2 separate regions of the Homo sapiens genome follow, and region 2 is linked to region 1. Evidence: read pairs that join two places in POLR2A ChIA-PET (ENCODE). Cell type or tissue: Caco-2. All regions are shown on one strand.

Evidence for each region. ChIA-PET counts read pairs that join two places held together with the same protein. Peaks named below come from ENCODE experiments on the same cell type or tissue, not always from the same donor. Only the 100,000 strongest peaks of a DNase experiment are listed, where the experiment ranks them.
Region 2: POLR2A ChIA-PET joins it to region 1 with 5 read pairs; 6 of 35 experiments call an interaction of 5 or more read pairs at or near these places.

Annotation. Positions count from the first base shown.
Region 1 is chr12:12,036,736-12,044,735 of GRCh38, forward strand. No RefSeq gene overlaps it. Among named protein-coding and RNA genes, the nearest start is that of BCL2L14, 30 kb to the right of the region's middle. In Caco-2, no CTCF peak of the experiment used is centred here; a DNase peak (open chromatin) is centred at 3,392.
Region 2 is chr12:12,360,471-12,368,470 of GRCh38, forward strand. BORCS5 (BLOC-1 related complex subunit 5) reads left to right here. Exons shown (of 4, transcript NM_058169.6): 2 at 736-879. Among named protein-coding and RNA genes, the nearest start is that of BORCS5, 7.4 kb to the left of the region's middle. In Caco-2, no CTCF peak of the experiment used is centred here; no DNase peak of the experiment used is centred here.

The DNA.
Region 1 (8,000 bases):
TTCAGGGTAATGTGTCATTTCAAGACATGAAAGCTCAGTTCTGTAATATTTTCTTCTCTTATTCCTTTGATAATTTTCTTCTACCCATCATCTGTTTTCTCTTTCTGAAACTTCTACTAGTTAAATATTAAACAACTCTGGTTTCTTAACCTTTCTTGTGTATATTATGATTCAACTAGGATCAAAAAAATATCTAATTAAACAGTAGCTTAAACAAATTAGGGGTTTTTTTTGTTTTTGTTTTTGTTTTCACACAAGAAGTCAAGAAGTCATTGGACCAGTGTTATTTCAGAGGCTCAGGAATGTCAGGGCAAAAATATCTGGAACTCTCTTGGTCTCTTACCCATGGCTACAAGATAGCTGCTGCAGCTCCATCCATCCCATCCACATTCAAGGCAGAACTAAATGAGCAGCAGAAGGAAGCAGAAAGGTTTGTATTTGTATCAGAAGAATAAAGCCTTTCCAGAAATTTTCTACAGACTTAAACTTATGACTCCTTGACCAGAAATGTATCAAAAGGCAAATTTAATTACAGGAAAGTCTAAGAAAGGAAGTTTTAGTATCCCACCATGAAAGTGCAGGAAGACAAGAGAAAGGAGGGTTGTAATGAAGGAATGAGACAATCCAGTGCCCTATTTTCTTTTTTCTTTTTTTTCTTCTCTGAGACAGAGTCTTGCTCTGTCCCTCAGGCTGGAGTGCAATGGTGCCATCTCAGCTTACTTTAACCTTCGCCTCCCAGGTTCAAGCGATTCTCCTGCCTCAGCTTCCCGAGTAGCTGGGATTACAGGTGCCCACCACCACGCCAAACTAATTTTTTTGTATTTTTAGTAGAGACAGGGTTTCGCCATGTTGGTCAGGCTGGTCTTTAACTCCTGACCTCATGTGATCCACCTGCCTCGGCCTCCCAAAGTGCTGGGATTACAGGTGTAAGCCACCGCACTGGGCCAGTGTCCTATTTTTGTCCTTTTTTTTTTTTTTTTTTTTTTTTTACTTCATGCAAGAATTCCTCAATTTTATCTTCTAAACTTTCTGTTGATTTTTTTTTGTTTCTGCCCTAATTATTTTAATTTCTAAGAGTGTTTTCTTCTGATATTTTTTGTTGTGTTGTTTTAATAGCTTCCTATCTTGTTTCATAGCTGTAATACCTTCTCATCTCTCTAAAGATATTTATAACTTCTCTTTAAGTCCATTTTGTTTTTTGCCTTTTCCTCATAATATTTTCTTTTTCTTCAAAATTGATAGCTCTCCCCACACATAGACATTTTAGCCTCTGTCTTCTATTTGGGTAGCGTCCCTCAAAAGTCTGATGATCTGGGCTGTTGATTCATACATAAATATGAGACACCAAGAAGTTGTTTGGAGGAGCTGTGTGATTAAATTAGAATTGTCCCCTGGCAGCGTGCAGAGTGATCAGGTGTTGAGCCAGCTCTTTCATGGGGCAGACCCCCACAACCAGTGTCATTATGTGTGAGTATTTTCTCTGGATTTACTGAGTTTTTCCATTGATTTTCCACTCTGGTCTTCAATATAATGGAGTTGGAGACCAGGGTCCAAGCAGTAATTCCACTGCCATAGTGGGAGCAGGGAGGATGGTGGGAGTACTCTGAGCCGAAGACTCTGGTCAATTTCTCCAGAGAAGGAACTTCGTGTTCTACAGAGGTTAGAGAAAGGTCATACTCTGATGGTGTGGATTAGAGGTCTAAAAGATCCTTTGAGAAACCATCAAATAATCTCTCTGTCTTCATCTCCATGATCTTGTCCTCCTTTGCCCCTTCCACTGTACTGGTGTCCCCAATTTCAAAAGGTTTCAGGTGTTCTGTTGAACAAATCTTTTGTTTCTCATTACTCTTCCCTTCCTGAGATACGTGGGTTTCAGCCTCCGCTGCTAAGTGAGTTACCATTCCTCAAACCACTTTTCAGCTTCTCTACTCTTCTCTCCCTCCAATTCTCTCTGTCCTTATGAGTTTATGCCTTTTTAGTCCTTCATTGTAATTTTGGACAGGGAGGAGAGGGTGGAAATGAAGCTCAGATATATGTAAGTATTGAATCTGCCATGCTAAACGGGAAGTCTACACATATTTTTTTAATATTTCCAATTTCACAACACAATTCCTCCAAAAAAAACTTATGGAGCTTTTTATTATGAATGTGTCACTGACATTCAGTCATAATCTATCTTAGCAACGATATAGGCACATACCAGACTGAAAAGATTTGACAAACGGTATTCTGAGAAACCCACATTTGGTCAATAATCAAGGAAATAATTTGTTAAAAAGGAATAAGATGAAACAAATCCACATTGCGTTTGAGCTCTATAAGTCAAAGATACAGTTTTAAAAAGTAAACTCAAGTAATCCAATATTACAAGATCTAGAGGGTCAGGACAAAGTGAGTTAGGCTTGCACATCAAAGAAATAGCTAGGCAACTACCAAAAATGTTTCCAGGTGAAATCAAGTTGCAAAATTGTATAAACAATCTTGAGATAATTAAACAAAAGAAAATATATTTTCAGATGTTAAGGGCTGCAGAGGGAAAAAGAGCGACTCTATATAGAGAAAATTAATATACTGGAGCTTATCTCCTAAGAATGGCTTCTGAAGCATAAGGTGTTTTTTTTTGGTTTTTTTTTTTTTTGAGAGTCTCACTCTTTCACCCAGGCTGGAGTGCAGTGGCATGATCTTGGCTAACTGCAACCTCTGCCTCTTAGGTTCAAGTGATTCTCGTGCCTTAGCCTCCTGAGTAGCTGGAATTACAGGCACGTGCCACCCCACCCAGCTAATTTTTGTATTTTTAGTGGAGATGGGATTTCACCATGTTGGCCAGGCTGGTCTCAAACTCCTCACCTCAAGTGATCCACCCACCTCAGCCTCCCAAAGTGCTGGGATTACAGGCATGAGTCACCATGCCCAGCCTGAAGCATACATTCAATCTAACAAGTCTTCTAGGTATTTGTTCTACAGACACAGTTACCCAAGTGCTGAATTGCATACATTCAAGGATATTTATTTTGGAGTATTTTAAATCATAACACAAAATGGGAATATTCTATAAATATTTCAATAAGGTCTGCCAGACCCATATATCCAGTAGCCATGGGAATGATATCTAAGCTGTGAGTGAAAACCAAAGGATTAAAAACATGGGCATCCAAGAGAAGGTCAGGGTTCAACGCCAGCACGGTCTTTGACACAGCGGCTAGCAAAGATTCATTGGTCTGTGCACCATTTCCAGCAGCTATACTCCAGAGTTGCTGGTGCTCACCATCTCTTCACTTCTCTGCCTGGTATTTAGAAATAAGGCTGATCTCCTTACAGTGAATAATTCTCTGGTGCAGGCCACGAGAGGAGCCTGGACTTCGTCCTCCTTGTGGCAGTAAAGAGGAGCCTCTCCCCTCTCTTCTGGAATGGTATCAGAGGAGCTTAGTAGAGACTCGAGATTTTCATTATTATCCAAAGGTCACAAGGCCACCCCCACCATGATGTCATTGGAGACTACCTGGAGAGGCTCAAGGACCCGTGAATCTATAACAAAAGATCTAACATTTATGTCCTCAGACTTCCAAAAGGAGAGAAGCAAAAAGACATAACCGAAAAAGTATTCTCACAGAAATATAGTTGAAAACTTCCCAAATTTGCCAAGAGATGTAAATGTACAGTTTCAACAGGCTGAGCAAACCTCCAAACATAATAAACCCAAAGAAATCCACACCAAGAGACATCATAATCAAATTTCTGAAAACTAAATACAAAGAAAAAAATCTTGAAATCAGCCAGAGGAAAACATGGCAGAAACAATTAAAATCGAAATAGATTTCTCATCATAAACCATGTATTCCAAAAGAAAAGTGACACAAATATTTTTCAAATGCTGAAAGAAAAGAACTGTCAATCCAGAGTCCTATACCCAGTAAAAATATCCTGTGAGAATTAAGGGGAAATCACAATATTCTCAGATGAAGAAAAACTAAGATAATTTGTCATCAGGAGAACCGCCCTAGAAGAATAGCTAAAGGAAGTTGTCTAAACAGAAAAGAAATGATACAAGGAGGATGGAACACCATGAAGCAAGGAAGAGAGTACATGGTAAGCAAAAATATTGGCAAACACAATAGGCTTTATTTCTCCTCAAGAGTTTTCCAAATTGTATTTGATGGTTGAAGCAAAACTTATAACACTATCTGATGTGGTTCTCAATGTATGTAGAAGAAATATTTAAGACAATTATACTATAAACAGGGGAAGATAAAAGGGTGTTATGGGGGGAAAGAGTTCTATACTTCACTCAAAGGATAAAAAAGAACATCAGTTGACTGAAATAGGTTATGGATACACAATGGAATACTTAGAGCAATCACTAAAAGTGCTATACAAAGAAATACAAATGCTAAAAAAGAAATACATTCAAAACACTATAGATAGGCTGGGTGATGTCTCACACTTATAATCCCAGCACTTTGGGAGGCTGAGGTATGCGGATCTTTTGAGGTCAGGAGTTTGAGACCAGCCTGGCCAACACTGTGAAACCCTGTCTCTACTAAAAATACAAAAATTAGCCAGGCATGGTGGCAGACACCTGTAATCCCAGCTACTCGGGAGGCTGAGGCACGAGAATCATTTGAACCCAGGAGGCAGAGGTTGCGATGAGCAGAGATGGCACCACTGCACTCCAGCCTGAGTGACAGAGCAAGACTCCATCTCAAAATAAAACAAAACACCACAGATAAATCAAAATGGAAAAATGTTCAATTAACCCAGAAGACAGAGAAAGTGAACAGAGAAACAGAAAGCAGAACAAACAAAACAAGAAATAAAATGTCAGGCTTAAGTTATAGCATATCAATAAGTACATTAAATGCAAGTAGCCAAAATAATCAATTAAAAGACAGATTGACAGATTGGATTTACAAATATGACCCACCTGAGTGAGGCCTGGTGGCTTGCACCTGTAATACCAGCTACTTGGTAGGCTGAGGTGGGAGGATTGCTCGAGGCTAGGAGCTCAAGACCAGCCTAGGCAACATAGCAAGACCCTCATCTCTAAAGAAAAAAAAAAAATAGCTGGAAATGGCAGCTTGCACCTGTAGTCCTAGCTACTCGAGAGTCTGAGGTGGGAGGATCACTTGAGCCCAGGAGTTCGAGGCTGAGGCCACAGTAAGCCATGATCACACCACTACACTCCAGCCTGAGTGATAGAGCAAGACCCTTCTCTAAAATATATATATTCAGATTGAAAAAAAAAGGATAGAAAAAGACATAGCATGCAAGCATTCATAAAAGGAAAGCAGAGATCGAGCACTATGGCTCACACGTGTAATCCCAGCACTTTGGGAGGCTGAGGAGGGTGGATCACTTGAGGTCAGGAGTTCGATACCAGCCTGGCCAACACGGTGAAACCCCCGTCTCTACTAAAAATACAAAAATCAGCTGGGCTTGGTTGTGGGCACCTGTAATCCCAGCTACTCAGGAGACTGAGGCAAGACAATTGCTTGAATCCTGGAGGCAGAGGTTGCAGTGAGCAGAGATCGCACCATTGTACTCCAGCCTGGACAACAGAGTGAGACTCTGTCTCAAAAAAATGGAAAACAGAAATGGTTATATTAGTATCAAGCTAAAGTAGACTTCAGAGCAAAGAAAATTGCTAGAGACAGGGAGGGAGACTACATAATGATCAAAGGGTCAATCCACCAGGAAGTATTAACAATACTAACTGTCTGTATGCCAAACAACAGATCTGCAAACTATATGATGCAAAAACTGATAGAACTGATAGTAGAAATAGACAAATCCACAATTATAGTTGGAGACTCCAACACTCCTCTCTAAACAATTGATAGAACGAGTAGACCAAAAATCAGCAAGGCTGTAGAAAAACTCAACAACACCATCAACCAACAGGACCTAATTGACATTTGTAGAACAGCTGACACAATAGCAGAATATACATTCTAATACACATCAGAATACACACTAAACATACACCAAGATAGACCATATACATTCTAATATACATCAGAATGCACACTCAACACACACCAAGATAGACCATGTACGTTCTAATACACATCAGAATGCACACGTGGCCTCCCAAAGTGCTGGGATTACAAGCATGAGCCAAAGTGCCCAGCCCAATATGAAATAGATAATTTGAATAGCCCTATAACTATTAAGAAAATTTAATTCATAATTTTGAAATTCCCTCCCAGAAAAATATCCAGACCTAAATGCTTTCACTAGATAACTCTACCAAATGTTTAAAGAATTAACACCAATTCTACGTAATCTCTTCCAGAATATAGGTAAGGAGGGAATTCTTAGTTCATTTATGCTGCTATAACAAAATACCTGAGACTGCATCATTTATAAGCAATATAAATTTTTTCTCACAGTTCTGGAAGCTGGGAAGTCCAAGACCAGAGCACCAGCAGTTCTGGAGTCTGGTGAGGGCTGCTATCTCTGCTTCAACATGGCACCTTGTTGCATCCTCCTGGGAGAATAAATGCTGTATCCTTACATGGCAGAAGGATAGAAGGACAAAAAGGGCCTAGCTAGTTTCCTCCAGACCTTTCATATGGCACTAATCCATTCATGAGGGCTCTCCCTCATGACTTAATAACTTCTTAAAAGGCCTCATCTGTTAACACTACCATAATGGGGATTAAGTTTCAACATGAACTTTAGAAAGAACACAAACACTCAACCCATGGTATCTTCATAATTGGTTTTATTTCTACCAAGACCAGATGAAGGCAGAAAACTACCAAAAAAAAAAAAAAAAACAAAACAAAAAAGTCAGAAAACCACAGATCAATACTATCTTGAAAACAGACATGAAAATCCTGAAAAAAAAAATTAGTAAATAAAATTCAGCAGTATGTAAAAAGAATTATACATCTCGACCAAGTGGGGCTTATTATAGGGAGGCAGAGCTAGTCCAATATTGGAAAATCAATAAATGTAATCAACCATATTAACAAGCTACAGAAGAAAAATCACATGATCATATCAATTGATGTGGAAAAAGTATTTGACAAAATTCAACACTCATTCATGATTTAAAAAAAACTCTCAGAAAATTATCAATAGAAAAGAAATGCATCCACTTAGTAAAAAGCACCTATAAAAAACCTACAGCAACATTATACCTGATGGTGAAAGTCTGAATATTTTTCCCTTAAAATCAAGAATAAGACAAGCGTATTCACACTTACATTCTTATTCAACATAGTACTGAAAGTTTTAGCCAGTGCAGTAAGACAAAAGGATGGGGTGAGGGAGAATAAAAAGGAAGACATTATTATCTATATATAGAAAATTCCAAGGAGTATACAAGAAAAACAAACTCTTAGTACTGAGTTCAGTAAACTTGCAGGATATAAGATAAACATACAAAAATCAATTGTATTTCTATATACTAGCAATGGACATGCAGACATCAAAATTTAAAATATAATATCATTTGCAATCACTCAAAAAGAATGGAATACTTAGGTGTCAGTCTAATAAAACATATCCAGGGATTTTATGCTGAAGACTATGCTATGCCGATGAAAGAAATAAAAATATCTAAATAAAGGGAGAGACATACTGTGTTTATGACTAGAAGATTCAACATAATAAAGGTGTAAATTCTCCCAAATTGATATGAAGTCTTAATATAATTCCTATCAAAATCCCAGAAAGTTTTAAAAATAGATATAAACAAGCTTATCCTAAAATTTAAATGAAAAGGCAAAGGAACTGGACTTCAAAACAATTTTGAAAAAGAAGAAAAAAAGTGGGAGGTGACTCAGTCTATCTGATTTCAAGACATATTATATAGGTCAGTAATCGAGACTATGTGATATTGGTGGAGAGATAGACACATAGGTCAATGGAACAGAATAAAGAATCCAGAAGCAGATCCACATAAATATGCCCAACTGATTTTTGACAAGGTGCAAAAGCAACTCAACAAAGGAGAAACAGGCTTTCAACATAAGATGCTGGAGTGATTGCAC
Region 2 (8,000 bases), 320 kb after region 1:
GGTCTTGACCTCCTGGGCTCAAGTGATCCTCCCATCTCAGCTTCCTGAGTAGCTGGGACTACAGTGTGCACCACCACATCTGACTAATTAAAAGAAATTTTTTTTTTTTTTTTTTTTTTTTTTAGAGATAGGGTCTCACTATGTTGCCCAGGTTGGTCTTGAACTCCTGGACTCTGGTGATCCTCCCACTCAGCCTTTCAAAGTGCTGAGATTACAGGCATGAGCCACCACACCCAGCCTGAGGTGGCGTTTTTGTTTGTTTGTTTTTGAGACAGAGTCTCACTCTGTTGCCCAGGCTCAAGTGCAGTGGCACGATCTTGGCACACCGCAACCTCCGCCTCTCGGGCTCAAGTGATTCTCCTGCCTCAGCCTCCTGAGTAGCTGGGATTACAGGCACCCGCCACCATGCCCCGCTAATTTTTGTGTTTTTAGTAGAGACAGGGTTTCGCCATGTTGGCCAGGCTGGTCTTGAACTGCTGACCTCAGGTGATCTGCCCACCTCGGCTTCCCAAAGTGCTAAGATTACATGCATGAGCCACCGTGCCTGGCTCCAGCCTGAGCTTTTAAAAATACTATAGAAAACAGTTTCTATAATTCATCCCTGCCACCCCAACCCCAACTGCAAGATAGCTACATTTTATAAAATTATTCTTTTTAATCACTACACCAAAAACTGCTTTGGTGAGGCAGAGATGCCTAATATGCATCTCCTAAGCAGTGTAACTTTATTTTCAGTGACTCCTTCACCAGCCAAGCATAGAGCCAAGATGGATGATATTGTGGTTGTAGCTCAGGGCTCCCAGGCCTCACGGAACGTCAGCAACGATCCCGATGTCATCAAGTTGCAAGAGATTCCAACCTTCCAGCCCCTTTTGAAAGGTAAAGGATTGCGTTTTGTTTTATCTGAACTTGCTGGAGACGTTTGTGTAGCCCTACTACTTTCCCTCTACTTATCCATGTATCTTGCTCTCTCATCTCCTTTAGGTCTTTGCTTAAATGGCATCTTCTCAGTGAAGCCTTTCTTGATTTCCTTAATTAAAACTGCAGCCCCTTTGCCTACCTGTTTTTCTCTATAGCACTTAATTATCATTGACCTATTGCAAATATCTTTATCTGTCTATATTTCTCTGCTAGAATGTGAGCTCCATGATGGCAGGTATTTTCTCTTTTGCTCACTGTTGAATTCCCAGCACGTGAAATATAATCTGGTATAAGATAGGGACTAAGTGAATGAATGAGGTTGGAAATGGCCCTTCCCTGTTATATTCCCATGGAAAGATTTTCATTCTTATTTGTGATCTGGACAGTGGGTGGACTAGTTCAGATCCATAGAGAAAAATCTCCATCACTACTGATACACTCGTAATTAATCCTGGCGGCAGTTTTATATGAGAGTGTGTGTTTGAGAAGAGAGATTACCCACCCAATTAGCATATACTGTGGTAGTTACCTTTTGAACGAAGGCCACAACTTTATTATTTTTGTATCTCTATTAAGTAGTGGAGATTATTTTATATTAACTGGTGTTTCTGCTGTAAGAGTCCTTCAGTTCTCTCCTCCCTCACCCCCACCAAAGATTAGGAAATAATGAACATAAGGCCCTGGTTTACTTAACTTGGTATAATACAGTGTAAAACATCTTACATTTACATAGCTATTTGAATTAAAATGCCCCTCCTCATACACATATCATCCCTTTAATTCTTACATCATTAAATGTGTTTCAATGATTGGGGTAAGATAAGCTTCTTATAAGCCTTTTATAAGGCAGCTGGCATACACAGAGGTTGTACTTGAACCTTCTTCATTGATGTCAAATCCTATATTACACTGTTCCACACTATTTAGAAAACAAAAACAAATGGTGCTTTATAGATGATCCATATATTGTCTTATTCTTACCAGTGCTTCATCTGTTTCATAAATAAGGAAATACAAGCTTTCAGTTTCTTTTTTATTATTATTTAAGTTTTAGTGTACATGTGCACAACATGCAGGTTTGTTACATATGTATACATATGCTATGTTGGTGTGCTGCACCCATTAACTCGTCATTCACATTAGGTATATCTCCTAATCAATTTCTTCCCTACAGGCCTGAGAGTTAGACTTTGGTAAACATTCTGGCTCTTATGTAAAACAACACATTATATCATGTTACTCATCTTTTTTTTTTTTTTTTTTTTTTTTTTAGAGTTTTGCTCTGTCACCCAGGCTGGAGTGCAATGGCTTGATCTTGGCTTACTGCAACCTCCACCTCCCAGGTTCAAGTGATTCTCCTGCCTCAGCCTCCTGAAGTAGCTGTGATTACAGATGCCTGCCACCACGCCAAGCTAAATGTTTTTATTATTATTATTTTTAGTTGAGATGGGGTTTCACCATGTTGGCCAGGCTGGTCTCGAACTCCTGACCTCAGGTGATCCACCCACCTCGGCCTCCCAAAGTGCTGGGATTACAGGCGTGAGGCACCTTGCATGGCCTACTCATCTTCTTAGTTTTCATGATTTTGAGGAATAATGTGATTCTCTAAAGAAGTTAACAATAGTAGGGCATGGTGGCTCACACCTGTAATTCCAGCACTTTGGGTGGCTGAGGCAGGAGGATCACTTGAGTCCAACAGTTCAAGACCAGCCTGGGCAACACAATGAGACTCTGTCTCAACAGATAATACAAAAAATTAGCCAGGCATGGTGGCACATACCTGTCGTCCCAGCTAGTTGGGAAGCTGTTGTAGAAGGATCGCTTGAGCCCAGGAGGTCAAGGGTGCAGTGAGCAGTAGTCATGTCAGTACACTTCAGCCTAGGTGACAGAGTGAGATCCTGCCTCAAAAGAAAAAAAAAAAAAGCCGGCCAGGCGCTGCGGCTCATGCCTATAATCCCAGCACTTTGGGAGGCCGAGGTGGGTGGATCACCTGAGGTTAGGAGATCAATACCAGCCTGGCCAACATGGTGAAACCCCATTTCTACTAAAAATACAAAAAATTAGGCCGGGCGCAGTGGCTTACGCCTGTAAAACAGCACTTTGGGAGGCCAAGGCGGGTGGATCATGAGGTCAGGAGATCGAGACCATCCTGGCTAACACGGTGAAACCCTGTCTCTACTGAAAGTACAAAAAAAATTAGCCGGGTGTGGTGGCGGGTGCCTGTAGTCCCAGCTACTTGGGAGGGTGAGGTAGGAGAATGGCATGAACCTGGGAGGCAGAGCTTGCATTGAGCCAAGATTGTGCCACTGCACTCCAGCCTGGGTGACAGAGCAAGACTCCATCTCAAAAAAAAAAAATTAGCTGGGTGTGGTGGTGTGCACCTGTAAACCCAGCTACTCAGGAGGCTGAGGCAGGAGAATTGCTAGAACCAGGAGATGGAGGTTGCAGTGAGCTGAGACTACCACTTCATTCCAGCTTGGGCAACAACAGTGAAACTCCATCTCAGAAAAAAAAAAAATATCTGCATATAACTTTCAACTTAGCCAAAACTTAACTACTAATAGCCTTCTGTTTACTAGAGGCCTTACTGATAGCATAAACAGTTGATTAACACATCTTTTGTGTTATATGTTATTATATACTATATTATTACAATAAAGTAAACTAGAGAAAAGAAAATGTATTAAGAAAATTATAAGGAAGGCCAGGCACAGTGGCTCATGCCTGTAATCCTAGTACTTTGGGAGGCCGAGGAGGATGGATCACTTCAGGTCAGGAATTCGAGATCAGCCTGGCCACCATGGTGACACCCCATCTCTACTAAAAATACAAAAATTAGTTGGGTGTGGTGGCGTGCAGCTGTAGTCCCAGCTACTTGGGAGGCTGAGGCACAAGAATCGCTTGAACCCGGGAGGCAGAGGTTGCAGTGAGCCAAGATCATGCCACTGCACTCCAGCCTGGGTGACAGAGTGAGACTTGGTCTCAAAGAAAAATATAAGGAAGAGAAAGTATATTAACTATTCATTAAGTGGAAGTAGATCATCAGAAAGATCTTCATCATTGTCTTCACGTTGAGTAGGCCGAGAAGGAGGAAAAGGAGGGGTTAGTTTTGCTGTCTTAGGGGTGGCAGAGGCAGAAGAAAATCTACGTATAAGTGGACCCACGTGGTTCAGACCCATGTTGTTGTTCAAGGGTCAGCTGTAATTCGTTTTATGATTAATCACTAGTAGGGGAAATATCTAGAAGACTTGGTGTTAAGGGAAGCTAACCTCAGATTTGAAGTCATCACTGAGGGCTGGCCATGGTGGCTCACGCCTGTAATCCTAGCACTTTGGAAGGCCAAGGCGGTTGGATCACCTGAGCACAGGAGTTTGAGACTAGCCTGGCCAACATGGCAAAACCCTGTCTCTACAAAAGATACAAAACTTAGCCGGGCATGGTGGTGGGCACCTGTAGTTCCAGCTACTCAGGAGGCTGAGGTGGGAGTATCACTTGAGCCCTAGAGGTGGAGGTTGCAGTGAGCCAAGATTGCATCACTGCACTCCAATCTGGGCAACAGAGCAAGACTCTGTCTCAAAATAAATAAATCATCACTGAGTGCCCTGAAAGTGAATAATTAATGTGATGCAGTTAATGCAATGCAACTGGACCTGGTTGCATTGATAAATGAGTTTTAACTGGGACTTTGCCACCAACTATTATGTTGTCTGGCTTTGTTTTTCCACCTTTTTGAGCCTTGGTTATTAAGAACATTGAGAATAGGTGAGGAAGGAGGAAGGCTAGTAAGGAGCAGATTATAGGAAGAGGTTATCGGGGATTTGGTTAAGGAAGGTAGAGATGAGATCATGGCTCACTCCAGCCTCCACCTCCTGGGCTCAAGCGATCCACCCATCTCAGCTTCCAGAGTAGCTGGGACTACAGTGTGCACCACCACACCCGGCTAATTAAAATACATTTTTTTTTTTTTTTGTAGAGACAGGGTTTCACTATGTTGCCCATGTTGGTCTTGAGCTCCTGGACTCCAGTGCTCCTCCCACCTTAGCCTCCCAAAGTGCTGAGACTACAGGCATGAGCCACCATGCCCGGCCCGAGTTTCAAAAAATACTATAGAAAATAGTTTGTATAATTCATCCCCCCCACCCCAACCCCCACTTGATGAGAGTGGCGTGAATCTAGAAATGACAACATGTGGCTGTGGCCAGACTATAGCAAACAAAAAGCCAGTGAGCATTGAAGGTGATGCTCATGTTTCACTTGTGAAGACGAAACATCTTGGGCCGTGATTAGGAAAGATAGGCAAAGGGGGTGGAAATGATAAGTTTAATTATGATAATAGTATCTTATCCCCCATGCTTCTACATAATAGCTATTGTTCTTTCTGTTTTTATAGATTAAAATATTGAGGCCTAGAGAGCTTAAATTAATTGCCTAAAGTCACATGGCTGTAAGTGATAGCACATTTTAAGATTGCATCAGGACATAGAATAAGACTTAGTTTCCAATTCTAGCAAAGCCCATTATAGAAATCACTAGGATATACAGGAACTAGCGTGGTGGGTATGAGGTTGTTTGGGTTTTGAGGTGCAGCATTTGTTGCAGAGCCTCCTGCTTTGACGTTGTTCTGCCTGATAATTAAAAGCCCTACCCTCTGCCTGCTGGGCTGCTGCAGGGGCCAGGCATCACTGTCGCCTTTATACTCTGACTCTTTTTTCCCCCTTTCCTGCTTTCAGGATGAGGCCATTCCTCAAAATAGTAAAAAGGCCACACAGTGAAGCCTGTACCCCCCAGGTTTGATTTCAGAAAGCTTTTATTCAACTTAATGACAGTTTATTCTTTCAAAACAATATATTGAAGTATTACACAGAGTTCACTATTGTTTCATAATGTCATATGATGTAATGCTAATGCTGGTGGGTGATCTGCAGAGGCAGTGGCTGGGCGAGTTTGGGGCTATTTGTATGACTGAGGTAATGTTTGCATTTTTAATAAGCAAGCAGATTCTTTCTTTGGCCTTAACCCTTTTGCATAAATATACCAGAGTATAATTTATGCTCCATAATCCAAATATCTGTTCCTTTTTTTATCAAAGGGATTTCTGTTTTTCATAGCAATGTCTGAATTAGTAATTTATTTTGACATGTAAAGCATTTTATAGGAAATGAAAGATTAGAAAATTAGAAAGTAGCTACAAATGGCTGTGACAGAACACAAAGGCAAAATAGTAGATTTGATGTAAGTTAGCAAGATTCCAAGAAGTTAACAAACCCTGTATAGATTTCTTACTTGAAATTCAACCACTCATATTTTTTAATGAATCCCACTCTATTGTATGTCATTCTAAAGAAATGAAATATTTGCAAGAGAAAAGTAATATGGTTGGTGTTTTATATATAAAGTTACAAAAATAATTATTCACTCTTAGTAGATGAATATGTGCATATTTACACACATGCATGCATGTGACATTCTTTCCAACCGATCTGTCATTTTTGTTACTGACCTTGGATACAACGTAAGAGATTGTATTGCTGCCTATGGAAGGGGCTGTTTTTGTTAATAACAAGGATGATCAAACATATACAGTGTAGATACTGAAGTGATACTAAGCAGCTTTGTTGGGAGTTTGGTGTTTGGTTGTTAAGAACATGATGCATGTGAAGTAGATTTTGATAATTAAAAGGAGCCTGGGGCTTTTCATAGTGGAGCGAAATCTCATGGAACAGCAGTGAAAGCTTTCAAATCACATGGAACATTGAGAACTGGAACCTGAAAGTGTAGCTAGGGAAGAATGAAGCAATGGAAAAAGGGCGATAAGGAGAGCATGATGGAGCTAGATTTCAAATGACCAGTTTCTTCACATTCTTCTGTCATCTGGACAAATAAAAGTCTTTGCATTCATCAGATGTCTGCCTCTACCAGCTGTCAGACCTTATCATTGCATTGGAAAATGGCAGCCAAAGGAGGGGACAAGAGAATGGATCTTAATCAGAGCCACAGTCTTCTCTGAATGGCTTAAAGGTAATCTCTAAACCCAGGGGTAATCCTAAGTATATTTTCTCCCAAATACCATATTGGAAAGATTGATGACTTATTCCTGATTACTTTATGGGTTTGTATTTGTAATAGCTCTTCAGTTAAGCTTTTAAACATGGCTATTCAGAGAAGTGTGAGTTGTGTGTAAAAACAAAAACAAAAATAAACATAGCTGTTTACCAGCATTGGGTTAGCCTTACTCAGAAGAGTGGGAAGTACCAGGTGAATGGTTGCTTTCAACCGATTGAGAAAGTGAAGCTGTCTCACCAGAACACCCTCATCTTTTCCCTTACTCCCATAAATCTCTGTGTGCCTGCATCCATTCTTGTTTCTTTCCATTAAGTCTCAGATGAGGTATTCATGCCTTTCTCTGAAACTTAATGCCATTCTGTTTCACTCTTTCCATTTGCTGGGACTTTGCTCCTGTCCTTTTCTCTTTTTGTCTCGCAACTAGCTTAGTGGACCTCTTTCCTCTTGTTCAGATATACAGCTCTTCCCATCTTAAAAACAGAAGACGAACACTTTCTTTCAATTCAGTTGCCCTCTTGGCTACCACGCTTTCTCTGTTCTCATTTCTGCTGCCAAACTTACTGACTCCATGGGTGCTACATGCTGTCCCTGCTTCCTTGATACCTCTGCCATTTGGGAAGTTCCCCTGGACAGGCTCTCATATACATAACTTCATCCATATTTGCTGCTTTGGAGGATTACTAGTGTTTTCTTTTCATGCTTGAAGTTTTTTTCTCAGTCCACATCCTCCTCTTCTTTTCCGTATTTAACATAGGTTTCTATCCCACTTGTTAAAACTCCCTTCCTTTAGTTTATGATACCTCCCCACCCAGTGGTATTCTGTTTTGTTTTTTTTTTTTTAATCTACTGGTTAGTCTCTATTCCTCTCTGCACAGCATTTTGCCTAGTGCTCTTTTGGAAAAACAAGATTCTAAGGCGCTTTAAGTATTCTGAAATGTAGCCATTAAGATGATTTTAAGTCTCTGTCATCAACTTCAACTTTTTTTTCTTTTCCTTCTTCTTTTTTTTGAGATGGG